2 separate regions of the Homo sapiens genome follow, and region 1 is linked to region 2. A link is a contact called in ENCODE Hi-C or POLR2A ChIA-PET data. All regions are on one chromosome and are shown on one strand. The core of a region is the stretch at or near the end of the contact, and the rest is flanking DNA. Distances in the headings are between cores, read along the strand shown.

Region 1 (3,416 bases), core at 238-2,737, 260 kb after region 2:
TGGAACAACAAAGGGGGAGGGAGAAAAATCACGGCCTGTTAAATGAGTACCAAAGCCGCCCAACAGTAATGAGATGTTCTCATCCTTGATTCTCCCAGCCTCAAACAACACAGCTTACTTTTTTTTTCCCTTGCTCAGAAAGTACCTGTAATTTAACAAACAGACTGCCTGTAGGTATAGTGCAATTACAAATGCTCTAATCATTGTACATACATCTCTCTTGATATTGCAGCATCCATACTGGCTTTGTAATCATTAATTTTTTGGCAGATTGAATGTGCTGTATTGATATGTATCTATGTAATTGTATTGTATGTCTATAGCTAATTCACGTTTTGAATAATGTTATTTTATTTACTTTTTTAAGAGAGGAGAATGTAAATTTGTCAGTTTATTTCTGACTAGGGATATTTTCTTTCCATTTAGAAAAGAAGAAAAAAAAAAAACCTTACTGTCATACAGAGCGGTACTAGCGTCGTGCTGTATAAAATCATTTGCACATTCCTGAGTAGAGGTATACTGATTATAAGACCCAAAGGTAATTTCATAGCAAAATACATAAAATCAGTCGGAGCTTTTATACAAACATGGAAACCAACTTTGTAGAACTTTTGCCATTTGATCTAGGATTGGAATATGAGCTTTTATACAATTCATATTCTTATTTGGCAAATGCACAGTTTAGTATTACCTCTCTGATGGCCTTTACTAGAAAGGCAGTTTTAGAAGCTATTGTGATCCACTAAGGAAATGTTTTAACAGCTAGAGACCACTGCTTGCCTGAAAGGGCGTTCTTAAATTTGGTGCAGCAAAAAAAAAAAAAAAAAAAAAAAAAATTAAACAACAACATTTGAAGGCCTACAGTGTGTATAGAGAAAACCTCATCACAAGATCATAAGTGTTACAGTTTTAGGGAATCAAGATATTCTATTTAATAGAGCTATAGTAAATGTAGTCAATTAAACCTGATCTCAAAGCTTGAAGAAGCTGAGCAAAACAGGGAAAGATTGTTATATTTGTCTTTATGAAATTGGGATGGAATTTGCTATGCAGAATTGAGGTTTGTGGCTTCGCTGTTCCTGTAGGGTGCATGACAAGATCCCTTCTCTTGAGAAAGGAAAAAATTGATCACCCTAGCAGCAGTGATGCATAGAAACCTAATTTTAGCCACACCAGTCAATCGAAGCTAAAGGATTTTCTTTTTTGTTTCTTCGGGGTTTTATTGAAGGGGCTAGGGGCGGGACGGGATTCTTTTCAGTTTTGTATAAAAACAAAGTTTACTCATGCTTTATATTATATTGTGATTGCAAGCGTTATAAGCGTGTGCCACTGGCCTCCTATTGTTGATGCTTAGGTAATGGAGGCCTGTGGTGAGTTTTATGGTGACTTGGGCATGTCTTATTCAAAAACAAAAACATAAAACACAGAAACCTTTCTTCAGCATACCAAGGCAAGCAGCCATTTCATGACTCACTTAACACATTGCAGTGTACCAGTTTACAGATGATTTTTCCCTTTTTGCGTGACATGGCAGTTCTAACCCCCAGAGAATTCCTTATTTGTAAATTGGAAGTTTCTACTATGCCTTACAGAGCTTAAATTCAGAAGTTTGTGCCTCATATCTGAAACAAAGGGAAATAACACACCCATTCAAAAGTAAATAAATCTCCTAGAAGTTTTTGTTTTTAACATTTCCATATAAAGAGCTCTGTTGAATGTCATGAATAGACTGGAAAAAAAAATTTTAAGAACCTGCATATGTTGTTTACTAGCAGATGACAACTACAAAAGGAATCTGAAGAACACGTAAAACTTGTATTTTTTTTTTTTTGGTAGATTAACTAGCAGGCCTATTTTAAAAAGGTAATTCAGCTAAAGGGCAATTTACTTTTTTGTACTTCAGACTATCTTGATTGTCAAAGTGTACGAACTGTAATTTTAAAATTTATACTGCCACATGATTGTAAATTTTAGTTGTCTTAAGTTAGGAATTGGTGAAAAGCTATTTATGCTGGATTTGGGTCAAAATGACTTATTTGCAAAAAAATAAATAATGGGAAGAAAGGGCTGTATAATGAAATACTGCAAGACTCACATATTGGTTGGAAATTTCCCTCAAATCACCTACCGATTACCCTTGATTTCCCTTTGTTTTCAGTTTCTCAAAACGAATGAAATGAAATATAGCAGAATGTTAACCCATATAAAAATAAAGTGTACCCAAATATTGTAATGTATATTGCTGCTCTTCTTCAAATTAAATAAGGGTTTAAAACCACTTAATTGGTAATCAACATCTCAATTGATACAAATAAGGTGTGCTTGGTATACATTAATATTTTCTTCCAAAGATATATCTTTGGTTAGAAACACAAAAAAATAAAACTAGTAATATTGTATGTTTATCTATCTCTACATATTTCCAGCATATGTAGCGTTAATAGATCTGTCCTGGTAACTGTGTCTTTGGGATTTCATTTTGGTTCCATCAAATTAGGAAAAGAAATGGCTTAGTTGTATATGATTAGCTAGAGATTTTTGGAGCCAGACACCTGCTGTTTAGTAGATAACTTAGTACAGACCCTAAACTTGTCATTTGTTTTTCTCACAGAATAGCCATTTCCTGCTGTCTTCCCAATGATCACTGCCCTTTCAATAACACTCTTGCCTCTAGAATCATATGTTCAAAGTATGAATACACACCTAGCACATAGTAGGTGCTCAAATATTAATTTCCTCCTTGCCTTCCTTATCTACCCTGTGTCCTCCATTTCCCCGTATGATTCCAACCCAATATAGCAAATGACATTTACATGTTATGAAAACATCTATTGGGTAAAATCAGATCTTGGATAAAGAAATTCTGACTTTTATATAAGCTTTTGGTAGACAGAAAAAACAGAAAGGTATTCGTTGGTAGAACATTTTTAAGTTCAGGAAAGAAAGCTGGAATAATACTACGTAACTTTGTCCAGGTTACTTTGACTGAAACACGTTTTTGGTGGATTTCTTTTCCTCAAAGAACTCTCTAAATGCAACTCCTTGCTGGATTCCTCACCCATCATCCTGTTGGAAACCCTTACTAGACCTATGTATTTAGGGAGTTTTGTCAGAAAACATTTTTAACTTGCAGTATTTAAAAGAATATTTACTGTTCCTAAAATGTCATTCAAATGCATGTACTGTCTATTGTTTGGGGATGGGAACTAGTTTTGCAAAAAACACCTAATGTTGTATAATAATGCCCCAATGATCTTGCTGGTTAAAAATACAGTATTTTTGGCCATAATTTTGTACTATAGTATTCTTCATTGTTGAGTTTTGCTTCCATTAAAGTTGCCCGAGCCCCTCTCAGAATGTTTTGTATTAGTAGGAGTACTGAAATACATCTTTCCTTCCTTAACACACCTTGTGCA
Region 2 (2,950 bases), core at 189-2,688:
TGCTGGGATTATAGGCGTGAGCCACTGTACCTGGCCCATTTTTTTTAAAAGTGAAAAACCAAACTAAAGTGTGATAATAGTTTTGAACATTTAGTGGAGTGTAAGAAAAGAGAACCCATTTGACTCAGGTTCACTGATAAAGGGTTCTATTTCCTTTTCTAGGAGTTGAGCATTGCTGTTGGTTTTGTGGGAGGTAATATTTACACAATCATACTGCTGTGGATGTAGCTAAATAGTTTATTGGTTAATCCCCACACAAGACAGGAAAGATGTAATTATAACTACAGAGAGAAAACAATCATCAAGGTTTTAAAATCTAGCAATGCAAAGGGAGTGAAAGAGCAGACAGAAGCCTGAGGCTAGAAGGCAGGAAAAGAGGCAGGAGGGAGAGGGACCTTGGTACTCATTTTCTTCTTTTACATGGTGGGATGTAGAGAAATACTGTGTAATACTGCTGAAACAGGAAACAGAGCTAACCAATTGAAGGACTAAAAATAGTATAATCAAGAAAACTAGAGACAAAATAGAGGTGAAGTAAGTGTGAATGAGTTAGATACGGGGGAGGCGGTAAGTCAGTAGATTCTGTCTGAAGTTGACACATCAGGGATAGAAGCCTGTCATTTCGTTAAGCTGATCACCATAGAAGGACTGTAAAAGCAATAATGGAAGGGAGTGGAAATGGGGAGTATGGGCCCAGAGACACTTACTTTCCACTTTTTACCATGCTTCTGTTTAGGAAAAGTTACCTGCACATGTATTACTTTTCATATAATTTAAGAAAAAGGAAGAATTTCAGCAAATTGTAGATGTACAGTGTCAGGAATAATTTTCCACGCATACTATGACATTACTGTTATTACTAGGGTACCAGGGACTGCTGTTGCCACTGGTGGAGGGTTCTGGTTTCCAAAGAATCAGGACAAGGGGGTTAAGTTGGGGCAAGGTGACAGATAACTACACCCATGATCCCATTCAGGTATTCAACTGGTTTCATGGTTGGATCCTGATCAAAATATGGCAGAAGTATTTAGATAGAAGAAACATAAAGGAAAGAACCCCACTAGCCTTCTTCAGACTTGCAAAGTGAAAATGTTCCTCCTATAAGGGGCTGCTGGGGAAGCCCAGCACCCTGGCTAATGCTCCAGGGTTGCAGAACCCCGCTTCTTGTTCTGGGATGCCATGGCCATTCTGGAGAGTGCATGTCTGCGTTGCCTTTGTTTTCTCTAGTCTGAGGAGTGGCTGAGCTTCAGGGCACTGACTTCCTCCCAGGAACTTCCTGAAAGGGGAAATTTCGACTTTGCTGTATGAACACTCTGAATGCCTGTGGGTTGAACAATGGTAGCTGCTGTTGTTTTTTTTTCAAGAGGGAGCTCAATTTTGTTTTGACCTTGGGAAGTGTGGATAGTTGTGTTCATGGCGCCTCCATGTGGGCGGTCAAGGAAGAAAGTCTTGGGGTAGGAGCCCTTGGAGAATGAGGACTTGATTTTGCCATTTTTGCTTTTGGCCTTAATCTGTGTTGTTGTGGAGACAGTAGTACTGAGATGGGGTTAGGGTGGGGAATGGAGTGTGGAGAAGGGCCAGGGAAGGAGCTAACTAGAGGGTTAGTGCCAATAGCTGAAGGAAGCGCTCTGCCTTAGGAGGCTTTATAAATAGTTGCCTTTATCCAGTGTGTCTCATTTTGCCTCTCTCAGGCCTAATTTCTAAATAATCCCATTTTTCAAGATAAAGGAGATAAAAAGGGGTACTCTGAGATTCTCCCAGCAGGTGTGAAATCCTGCCTAATAATTGTAGCTGCAGATTTCTCTATCAGGAATTGATTTGCTGTTAATATAGTCTAGTGCTTGATGCTTGCAAAGTCATATGCCTTTGGGATTCAGGCAGGTGGTTTTAAATGAGTGACACTGGGTGGGACCTCTGGCCAACTAAAACCTTATGGCTCATTGAAGCTGTTGTTCAGCTTTGAATGTTGCCATGTATGGAGAGCAGGTTTTTAGGCTTGCCAGAGCTTCCAGTTTTTCCAGGTAAATAAAATATCTGCTTTTTATGTGAAATCTCTTGGATTTTAAATGTTGCCAACTAATCGAAAAGCTTAAAACTATTGTCTAGAATTAAAAAACAAGCCTGGGCCGGGCGTGTTGGCTCACGCCTGTAATCCCAGCACTTTGGGAGGCTGAGGTGGGTGGATCACGAGGTCAGGAGTTTGAGACCAGCCTGACCAATATGGTGAAACCCCATCTCTGCTAAAAATGCAAAAATTAGCCAGCGTGGCAGCGCGTGCCTGTAATCCCAGCTACTTGGGAGGCTGAGGCAGGAGAATCACCTGAACCTGGGAGGCGGAGGTTGCACTGAGTTGAGATCGTGCCATTGCACTCCAGCCTGGGCAACAGAGCGAGACTCTGTCTCAAAAAAAACAAAAACAAAAACAAAAAAAAACCAAAAACCAAAAAACAAAAACCAAGCCTGTTGAGTGGATAGTTTTTGGCTGCCAATTTTTACCACTGGTTAGGACTCTTAACACCTGACCCCAGTTGTTCTTCAGCCTTGATTGTTGAAAATGAGCTGAACATTTACTGGGCACTTTACTTTGTGTTCTACCTTTTTCTAAAAGCATTTAAAGATGCTTTTGTTAAATATAAACTAATATAAATTAGAAGCAGGTGGAAGACAAAAAGTTAAAACAACTGCAGGATAGTAAATGGAATCAGAATGAAATGATACACATAATGTCAGTGAACCTCAAACTGGGCATGGAGCTTGCTAGCAACTGGCATAACATAGAAGCCTTATCAGTTATACCACTTGTAGTATCTTTAAAACAAACTGTTTAACAGTGACATGGCTCTTCCCGATGCCAGGATCAGAAGGACAGCTCTCAGAAGGGTCTTCAAAAGAACACACTGAATCCTATGACTCTCATTGCAGTGAGAGCTTTATAGGATTGTTCTTCCTG

Evidence for each region. Hi-C counts contacts between places; a loop is a spot of excess contacts on that map. ChIA-PET counts read pairs that join two places held with the same protein, here RNA polymerase II (POLR2A). Pooled maps may share reads with other maps.
Region 1: a pooled map shows a loop between it and region 2 (7-fold over the local background). The contact joins two enhancer-like sites. A Hi-C loop is called at or near these places in 4 of 50 pooled maps. POLR2A ChIA-PET finds 5 or more read pairs at or near these places in 2 of 52 experiments (CD8-positive, alpha-beta T cell and activated CD4-positive, alpha-beta memory T cell).

The regions. Positions count from the first base shown.
Region 1 is chr9:77,716,147-77,719,562 of GRCh38, reverse strand. GNAQ (G protein subunit alpha q) reads left to right here. Exons shown (of 7, transcript NM_002072.5): 7 at 1-3,416. Among named protein-coding and RNA genes, the nearest start is that of GNA14, 70 kb to the right of the region's middle. Within about 2 kb of position 1,487, at least 3 of the 41 ENCODE cell types and tissues checked have a DNase peak (open chromatin) inside an H3K27ac peak, as active enhancers do.
Region 2 is chr9:77,975,864-77,978,813 of GRCh38, reverse strand. The region is part of intron 1 of GNAQ (G protein subunit alpha q); the gene reads left to right. Among named protein-coding and RNA genes, the nearest start is that of GNAQ, 54 kb to the left of the region's middle. RefSeq lists an enhancer at 1,187-1,481. Within about 2 kb of position 1,438, at least 13 of the 41 ENCODE cell types and tissues checked have a DNase peak (open chromatin) inside an H3K27ac peak, as active enhancers do.